Regions from separate parts of the Homo sapiens genome. Here region 1 is linked to region 2. The links are chromatin contacts, found by Hi-C or POLR2A ChIA-PET in ENCODE. All regions are on one chromosome and are shown on one strand. Each heading gives the region's core, a stretch centred on a gene start or an enhancer-like site at or near the end of the contact. The rest is flanking DNA. Distances are from core to core; before and after follow the strand shown.

Region 1 (4,790 bases), core at 320-2,819, 140 kb before region 2:
CCTTGAGGCAGAAACTGGGGATAGGGAGGAGTGGTATCAAACGGTAACAAAGAGAGCCTGGGGTTTCCCAAGATCTTGTGTGAGACCCAAGGCTCGGAGGCATGGGAACTTCCAAAGAATAGGAGTTGAGGTCTGAGCACATGTCTTAGGTGCCACCATCATGGCTCACAACTCAAGGCAGCAGGCAATGGGCAAAGACTCACAAGGCCAGCTCCCAGAGAATACAAGCTTGTCCTCAATAAAGTGAAAAAAAAAATCCAAAATAGAGAGCATGCCAGGTTCCTAATGCTCTTTGTCATCAACTTCACTTCTGCTTTGTAATTTTAAGTAGGAAAGATGGAAACTTTGGCAAGCAAGGGATGTCCTTGCAGAGTGGCTGATTTTCTTCCTTCTCAGCCTTAGGTGCCCCCAAGCAACAAGAGGCAGAGTGTTTTCCCTTTGGCAAAATCCTTTCCTGTTGGGCAACAACAACAGAAATCAAAAATAAAAATCAGCCACAGTGCCTGGGGGATTTCATCAGCCCTGAGATTATGGGTCAGAAGTCAAAGCCAACTTCCAGAAAGACTGAGTCCCCTCCCCAAGGTCTCTCTCTTAGCCCCCACAAACCCATCCTAAAACTCCCTAGGAGCTCACATCTACACAAGGTGTCTGGGTCAAAACCCCTAAAGGCTTCCTGAATATTCCCAAATCATCCCATATTCTTAGTCAAGGGTAGATCCTAGAATGGGAAGAAATATTTCCTGGAACCCCTGGCAGGGAAGGCAGCACGTTCTGTGCCCTCCCTGATTTGGTAATTCTTTCTCTCTCCCTGGGCCTGTCACCACCACTCGCTGGGTCTGTTTACTTATTGCTGGAAAAAGCAATGTGATCTCAGTTAAAGTCTGCAAGACACTCGGTTCCAGATAAGCACAGCATGTCATTAGCAGCACTGTGAGTTTTCCCACCGCGGCCCTAACATCCCGCCTTTCCCAGCTATTTTGGGTCGGGCTGCCCAGTCATCCCACAAGGGCAGAGATTGGTATTGCAAACTTTGAATTCTGTTCCCAAGGGTAGCGACCGGCCGGCTCCGATGGTGACGTCCCACTGCCAAGGGGTGGGAGTGGGGAGAGTCTCCACAGAGCTTCGGAGAAGCTGCTAAGATGGAAAAGTGGAAACTTGGCAGACAGATCCAGCCTCCCTGGCCACTGGCCCATGCTCGTGGCTCCTGGATGGCGCTGCCACGTTCTGAGCAGCTTGGGACAGGTGGAGATCAGGACTGGCAGCTGCAAGGACACACCAGGTGAATAGGTTTCTTTATGGTCCTCACACCTGCAGAAAACCAGGAGGGTAAGGGCGTTCCCTCTTCCAGGAAGCCATGCCTTTCCACAGAAGTCTCCCCTGAGGCCATGTACACGTGTGCCTTGCAACTCTATCAAGCCATTTAATTTCCCTATGCCTCAGTTTCCTCACCTCTGAATATTTACTCTCCTGTTTTGGCAATGAATGTTTTCAGTTACATGGAGACAGGCATATACTGATCGACTAGGCAATATTTTACTTGATAAATAAGATGGGAGGGCCCCCTGGTGGACTCCCCAGTTCCAAGCACTTAACTATGAAATGAGTGAGTAAATGCATGTCAACATATGAATGAATGATTCAATAAAGAATGTCTTGTCCTTTATGCAGAGCCACAGAAACTAAAGAGAATTTCCAAAAGGAGTCTATGGTGAAGTCTCTGAGGATGCAAAGAAGACAAGGAGAATGAAAATCCAATGAAAGCCTGATTGTATTTGTTGACCTTAAGGAAAGTGATTTTATGGTACAGCCTCTCTGGAAGGGAGGGTGTGTTCGCTCACAGAATGCAAATACCCTTTGACCCCCTAATCTTTCTTCTAGGAGTTTCTCCTACAGATAAACTTAGAAGGGTGCTCAAATAAGTAAGTTCAAGGATATCCTCTGAAGCATTGCCGTAGTATAAAAAAAGCACAGATACCCTCAAAGGACATCATTAGGGGCCTGGTAAAATAAATTCCACACAGTGGAACACCGTGTAGCTCTTTAGAGAATAAACAGCTCTCTATATGTGATCTGGAACAATCTCCAAGCTATATTGTGAAGTGAAAATTACAAACCCTTACTGAAAAGCACTAAAGAAAATCCAAAGAAATGGAAAAGCAAAGCGTGGTCTTAGATAGAAGACTCAATATCATTAAAAAAAAAAAAAAACTCAGTTCTCGCTCAATTAAGCTATAGATTCCAAGCAATTCCATTCAAAATCCCAGAAGGTTGAAGGTGGGTGAGGTAGGAGGGGACTTGTCCTACATCATAGGAAGGCTTATTATAAAGACATAATAATGAAGATACTGGTATTGGAACAGATGTGATCAAGTATATTAGTTCAACATGATAGAAGGCCCACCCGACAAAGACCCATGTGTGTATGAAAACTTGATCTATGACAAAATTGGCATTGCACGTATATCAATGGGGATGGGATGGATCAATTCCTAAAAACACACAAGATGATGGGGAATCCACAGAAAAAGAAACGTAAACAGCCAAAAAGTGTAAGAAAAGATATACAACCTCACAGTAATCAGGCAAGGAGAAGACACTGATTACCATCAGATTGGCAAAATTAAGCCATCTGATGATGTCTGTGGAGCTGTTACTGGAAAGGGTCCCAAACCAGACCCCAAGAGAGGGTTCTTTGATCTTGAGCAAGAAAGAATTTGGGATAAGTCCACAGGGTAAAATACAAGCAAGTTTATCAAGAGAGTAAAGGAGGCCGGACGCAGTGGCTCATGCCTGTAATGCCAACACTTCAGAAGGCCGAGACAGGCAGACCACCTGAGATCAGTTCAAGACCACCCTGGCCAACATGGTGAACCCCCATCTCTACTAAAAATATAATTACCCCTATTTACCCCTATTCCTGCCTAACCTCCCAGGAATACAGCCCAGCAGGTCTCAGCCTTATTTTACCCAGCCCCTGTTCAAGTAGCATGCCTGTAATCCCAGCTACTCAGAAGGCTGTGGCATGAGAATCACTTGAACGTGGGAGATGGAGGTTGCAGAGAGCCAAGATTGCGCCATTGCACTCCAACCTGGGCAATAGAGCAACACTGTGCCAAAAAAAAAAAAAAAAAAAAGAAAGAAAAGAAAAGAAAAATGGCTATTCCATAGGCAGAGCACCCCCAAAGGCTGCTGGTTGGCTATTTTTATGGTTATGTCTTGATCATATGCTAAACAAGGGGTGGATTATTCATGAGCTTTCTGGGAAAGGGGCAAGAATTTCTTGTAATTGAGGGTTTCTCCCCGTCATAGGCCATACAGGGTAACTTCCAGACGTTCCCATGGCCTTTGTAAACTGCCACGGTGCTGGTGGGAGTGTTTTTTTAGCATGCTAATGTATTATAATTAGCATATAATGAGCAGTTGGGACAACTAGAGGTCACTTTTGTTGCCATCTTGGTTTTGGCAGGTTTTGGCCAGCCTTTATACTGCATCCTGTTATATGAGCAGGGTCATTGTGGCCTGTATCTTGTGACCTCCTATCTCATCTCAGATCCCGGGAGGTTAAAATGCCTTAACCTCCCAGGAATGTGGCCCAGCAGGTCTCAGCATCATTTTACCCAGCCCCTATTCAAGTTAAAGTTGCTCTGCTTCCAATGCCTCTGACATATTTCCCCCCTCCTTTTTACAAGAGGACCACTAATCCTAAGGGTTGTAGAGGTAGGAAGATTCCCCTTCTGTAGCTTCTTCAGGCTAAATAGGAGTAATGATATTCTCATCTAACTATTAAGGTCTTTTGTATTCAGGGTAGAGAGGAACTCAGTCAGAAAGCATCAGCATACTGACGGCCATTCATAACTCTGAGTTCCAACAAAAGGTGATATCTGGAAGACTGGCAAATGTTCAATTTAAGAAAACGGCGAGTAAGCTTATTCTGCATTCCTACACAACGAGTACAACAGGAATATATTCCACAATAGTAAAGCAAAATAAGTAAAATTATCTGATATGGTTTGCATCTGTGTCCCCACCAAATCTCATGTCCGATTATAGTCCCCAAAGTTGGAGGTAGGGCCTGATGGGAGGTGACTGGATCACTGGGGCAGTTTCTCATGAATGGTTTGGCCCCATCCCCCTTGGTCATGATAGTGGGTGAGTTCTCGTGAGATCTGGTTGTTTAAAAGTGTATGGTACCTCCTCGCTCTCTCTCTTTCTCCTGCTCCTGTCATGTAAGAGGCCTCTCCCCCTTTGCCTTAGGCCATGACTAAAAGCTCCCTGAGGCCTCCCCAGAAGCAGATGCTGCCATGCTTCCTGTACAGCCTGCAGAACCGTGAGCCATTAAATCTTGTTGCTTTATAAGTTACCCAGTCTTGGGTATTTCTCTATAGCAGTGTGAGAATGGATTAATACTTTATCCCAAATAAATTAAATAAGGCATTCCATCAACTGGGCAACTGTTGGAACTAAGCTGATATGGGGTTGCTAACAGATTCCAATATGTGCCCTGAATTAGAATACTGATCCAGATATTTCTTATGTTACCCATCCCTATTATTTGTTCTGAGCCATGGCCAGAGATCACTGGTTGGTTCACAGAAATAAGCAGGGTCAGTCTAGACTGCAGAAAAAAAAAAAAAAAACAATGAATGAGACTAGAATCTAATAACAGGTGTACCATAGTTTTTGAAACCTAATTTTTCTCTCTCCAGTCCCCATTTTTATTAAAAACAAATAATGGTAGGACTTATTTGTTTGAAAAATAAACCTTAGTCTTATTATACTTGGCATGATCA
Region 2 (4,807 bases), core at 477-2,976:
AGTTCGTGCAAATGGCAAGGGGGTTATATCGAGATCTCCAAGAAGACACGGGGCGGAGGGCTGGGGTGCAGCCTGCACTTGCAGCTGCTGTGACAGCCCAGGCCAAGTCCTCCAGCTGGAGACGGGGCTACACAGATGCACACCCCCCAGGACAAGCTTAGGGAGTCTGGGGGCGCCGCTCAGCATGGGGCTTGTTTGGGAAGCTGTGCTGAGGAGGAAGGGAAAGGGGAGTGGGGACCTCAGCCCCCCTGCTTTCATTCTTTCCTGGGTGTGTGGACCCTGGGATTCCAGCCTTCATGTCCTTCATGTCCCTGTTTCTGTCTCCTGAGAAATGCAGCAAGTCAGGCTCAGCCCACAGGCCACATGACCCTGGGTCCGACGAACAGCCAGGGCTCAAAGACAGTCAGTGCCAATGAGCCTGAAGCCTGGGCCCGGACCTCACGTTCGTCCCCAAAAATGGATCGGCTTGGGAGGAACAGTGCCCTGCCCACCTCGCGCTGTCGCAGCCCCCCAGCAACAGTGCGAGGAGAGAATCTGCTGCTGCCCCTGGCTCCGGAGTTGTCACCCTGGCCCCCTGCTCATCTGTTGTAGGGGGGCGGGTTGCAGGGATGGGTAGGGGTTTCCTCGGTGCCTCTCCAGGCTCCCTCTGCCTCCTGCCCTGCACGGTCCTGCTCCTGTCCCTGCTCCGGCTCTGGCTTAGGGTTTGCAGGGCTGAGCTTGGCTGTTCCGTGGGTCTTGACGGAGAAAATGCAGAGCTGCACTTCCCTCCACAAAGCCGCACTGTTCTCAGCAAATCCTCCCGGGGTCTGGTGCATTGTTTTCAAGTGATTCAGCAGCACGTGAATGGGAAGGGCCGAGCCGGAGGCTCTGGCATGAGACCTGCTGGCCCACCAGGGAAAGGGAGGGCAGCGGGACGTGGGCCCCGAGGTCCTCCCAGAGCTGCAGAGGGAGGGGGCAGGGCCCTGGGGTTGGGGAGGGCGGCAGGAAGGCTGGGCAGAGAGGGCGGCTTTGCTCTGCGTGGCTGAGGTGCTCTGATAGATGCTGTTTCCCAAGAGGAGCCAAAACGAATGGGCAGGAAGTGAGATGGGAGAGCTGGTCTCCATGGAGACGGGCACCCAGTGGCCAGCAGCTCACGTGCACTAGAATCTCAGGCAGCCGGGGAGGGAGCATTCCCTGGGGCGGCAGGGCCTGGAGCACCCCCAGGTGCCCGCTGGCAGGCGGTGTGGCCCCGGCTGAGGCTGCGCTTCTGTTCCCTGATCTCTGTTGTGCACCCTGTTACCTTCTCTGCCCCACCCTCCTCCGCACCCTCCCCAACAAAATATCTTTTCTGAGTAGTTGTCATTCCAGGCGTTTTTCACCCTGGCCTGAGTCATGCTGGCCAAGTCCTCTGTCCTCACCCTGGATGTCACGGTCCCGCCCTGCACCAGGGCTGCAAGTCACCACTGAGGGTGGACCTGGGGCCTCTCTGTCCCAGCCACCCACAAACTCTCAAGGTCAGAGTCTGGAAAGGGAGGTGGTGCCCCATGTCTTCACTTCCGGTGTCTACACCCTCAACTGGGGACGGATGTCCAGTGTGCTCCTATGGTGCCCCCTCTGCTGAGGTCTTTCCTGCTTCCCAGAAGGCCCCGTTGCTGGCTTCCGGGGGCCGAGGAGGTTGGAGGACCTGAGGGTGGGTCTGGCCTCCACAGCAGCTGCAGGGCGGGAAGAGCCTGGTTCCTGCCCAGCACCACAGGGCTGTTTTTAATTACCAAGTCACGGCCCTCTTTTCTGCTCATTTCCCTAAAAGGAGTGAATTTGGAGGAGGTCTGCCGCACCCGCTGACCAAAAGGGGCTGGCATGAAGGGGCCGAGGAAGGGCAGAGCCCAGTGCCCGGGGGAGACCCTCTGACTGCCCACCAAGGGCACCCGGCTGTGTCACTTGAGGCCAGAGGCTGAAGGTGAGCTGGACCAGCTAACCCTCACTGTCACCTCACAACACTTGTGACACTTCCTGGCTGCTCAGCCTTGCCCCGTGCCCCTGGGCAGTTCCGTTGGGAGAGGCGTGGCCTCCAAACCTAGAGGACTAGAGCAGGTCTGGGGTCCTTGTGAGCACAGCCCCTTCCTGGATCACCGTCTGCCATCCCTGGTGGCGTTTGTGGCCACTTCTGCTGCTCCAGCTGGCGAGGTCGGCCCCATCCTGCTAAAAGAAGGAGGTGCTGCCCGAATGGAGAGCTTCCATGTTTCTAAGCTGTCTTTACTGTGATCCTGAAGCCCAACGAGATTAGTTACACACAAACATTTAGGGATCCCACAGCGATCTGAGAGCAGGGCCATGAAAAATAGTCATTTATTACAGCAGTTGCAGGGCAGGGCCACAGCTGTGTTACTGGACATCTGTCCTGAGCTGAGGGTGTAGACACCAGAAGTGGGGAAAGTGGGCTTCACCTCCCTTTTCAGACTCTGATCTTGTGGGTGGCTGGGGCAGAGGGGCCCCTGGTACACCCTCAGCTGGCGCTTTAGACATATTAATCAAAATGGTCAGGCCGGGCCAGGTGGCTCACGCCTGTAATCCCAGCACTCTGGGAGGCCAAGATGGGTGGATCACGTGAGGTCAGGAGTTCAAGACCAGCCTGGCCAACATGGTGAAACCCCATCTCTACTAAAAATACACAAAATAAAAATCAGCCGGGCATGGTGGCGGGCACCTGTAATCCCAGCTACTCCAGAGGCTGAGGCAGGAGAATCGCTTGAACCCAGGAGGCCGAGGTTGCAGTGAGCCAACGTCGTGCCATTGCATTCCAGCCTGGGCGACAAGAGCGAAACTCTATCTCAAAAAAAAAAGAGGATATGGAGCCCCTGCCAGGTTGACCAGCCATATGGTGTCATTACATCCACCCAAAAGGGACAAGAGACTCTCATCCCCAATGGCAACGCCAAGTTATAGTTACAGATGTTAGCAAGGGCGTTACTAACTGTGTGATTTGAGGGTGTGGACATTGGCACTCATGGCACCCCACTTTTCTGGAGAGTTTAGACAAGGCGTGGAACGTCACAGTCCTTTCCCAGTGAAAGAACAAAGCTGAGTCCACCTGCAACTGCCATTGGATCCTCCCCAGGAGTAAGTGGAGGTTGGGTTTCATCCGGGAGAGAAAATGGTTTCTTTGATAATTCCTCTGAAATGACTGGCATGTAATTCCACCCAGAGCCAAATGAACCAAATGACGCTCAGAAGACGTCTGCGGCTCCGGCCTGCAGTTACCGCGTTTGCGTCTACGCAGTGTGGAGTCCTCCAGGGCTGGCCCCTGGGATGCATGCAGTGGCCACTGGTCTTCATTGCCACTGTGGGTGCTCTGGGCTGACTCTGACCCAGCTGCAGCATCAGAATGCCCCCCACCCACTAGTGATGTGGGCCAGTAGGGTCTTTGGCACATGTGTGAAGCCCCCACCCGACTCCCAGGAATGACCCATGTTGAGAACATGGGGACCCCTTGGCGTTCTCCGCTGGGCCATAAGCAGGACAGGACAGAGGGGAAGGAGGCGCTTTCCCTGCCAGTGCTGGTCCTATGGGCGCCCCTCCCCAGGTGAAAGCTGGAGCCTGCAGAAGAGGGTGGACGGCTGGGAGGGGCCAGTGCCCTCCAGTGATACTGAGCAAACCCTCCCAGTCCGAGTCAGTGTGCACACAAGGTGCAGATGATCGGGCCGGGTTTTGACTTTGTATTTAGCAGCCGAATGTGTTTCTGAGTCCCAGGGATCCCTGCACCTCGTCTGGGCAGACAGGTGACTTTGAGGGACAGTGGGCCACCTTCTCCCGCTGCCTGAGCACGTCCCGTAGCCGAGACAGGCGCTATGCTGTTACAGTGTGTGGAGTGCCCCGGGGAGAGGCTGTGAGTGGTCTAGACGTTGGGTGTTGATATCCACCGGTTTGCCTGTCCCAAACTTGGGCCTGGGAGCCCGGCAGAGTGGCTCAAGTGGAAAATGTTCTATATGGTATATTTATACATATAGCATGTGGGATTCCTCCAGCGAGCAGTTGGGCCCCTGGCAAGATAATAAAGAGAATTCAATGAGTGTGGAATAAGTACATTTCTTACAGGCAATTTTCTTTTTCTTTCAAAGGCAGGGTCTGGTTCTTTCACCCAGGACCGAGGTGCAGTGGTGCATTCATAGCTCACTGCAGCCTTGAACATCTAGTTCATACAATTCTCCTGAGTAGCTGGGACTATAGGCAGATGCCACCACGCCCAGCTAATTTTTGTTTTTTTTTGTTTTTGTTTTTTGTATTTTGTTTTTTATAGATGAGGTATTGCTATGTTGCTCAGGCTGGTCTTGAACTCCTAGCTTCAAGCAACCCATCCACCTTGGCCTCCCAAGTGCTGGGATTACAAGTGTGAGCCACTGCACCCGGCCTTTCGAGGCAATTTTCTTTTGGGGTCTGTCTCCCTCCCCCAATTGTGGGCATGGCTTGTTCTTATTTTCCGCAGGAACTTCCATAGTACTTCTGTGGACACAGGAGGATTGGAAAGATGTTGGTGGGTGTATGAAGGGGACGTGAGGACGCAGGACCCACGTGTTGATGGCAGCAGAGGGGACACCGAGGAGAGAGAACAAGGGAGGACCGTGCCACAGAAGCCGTGGCGTCTCTGCCTGGGGCTGGCGTGGTTGGAGTCTGTGGAGAGTGCCGCCCCTCCGGCCAGCCCTTGGCCCTGGCACATGCTGGTGACACCAGGTTCTCCAGCAAGCCCCCTTCACTGTCTGCTCCCCTCCGAGAGCAGCAGCAGCCGGTCCGGCCTCTGATGGTTTTCCAGGGGCGGTTGTGACTGTCGAAGTCT

The links. Hi-C counts contacts between places; a loop is a spot of excess contacts on that map. ChIA-PET counts read pairs that join two places held with the same protein, here RNA polymerase II (POLR2A). Pooled maps may share reads with other maps.
Region 1: a pooled map shows a loop between it and region 2 (6-fold over the local background). The contact joins two enhancer-like sites. A Hi-C loop is called at or near these places in 1 of 50 pooled maps. POLR2A ChIA-PET finds 5 or more read pairs at or near these places in 3 of 52 experiments (AG04449, Caco-2 and HepG2).

What each region holds. Positions count from the first base shown.
Region 1 is chr17:79,016,495-79,021,284 of GRCh38, reverse strand. C1QTNF1-AS1 (C1QTNF1 antisense RNA 1) reads left to right here. Exons shown (of 3, transcript NR_040019.1): 2 at 1,049-1,279; 3 at 1,669-2,076. Among named protein-coding and RNA genes, the nearest start is that of C1QTNF1, 5.3 kb to the left of the region's middle. Within about 2 kb of position 1,569, at least 11 of the 41 ENCODE cell types and tissues checked have a DNase peak (open chromatin) inside an H3K27ac peak, as active enhancers do.
Region 2 is chr17:78,879,984-78,884,790 of GRCh38, reverse strand. All of the region lies in intron 1 of TIMP2 (TIMP metallopeptidase inhibitor 2), which reads left to right. Among named protein-coding and RNA genes, the nearest start is that of CEP295NL, 21 kb to the left of the region's middle. RefSeq lists enhancers at 690-984, 2,838-3,338, 4,133-4,807. Within about 2 kb of position 1,726, at least 36 of the 41 ENCODE cell types and tissues checked have a DNase peak (open chromatin) inside an H3K27ac peak, as active enhancers do.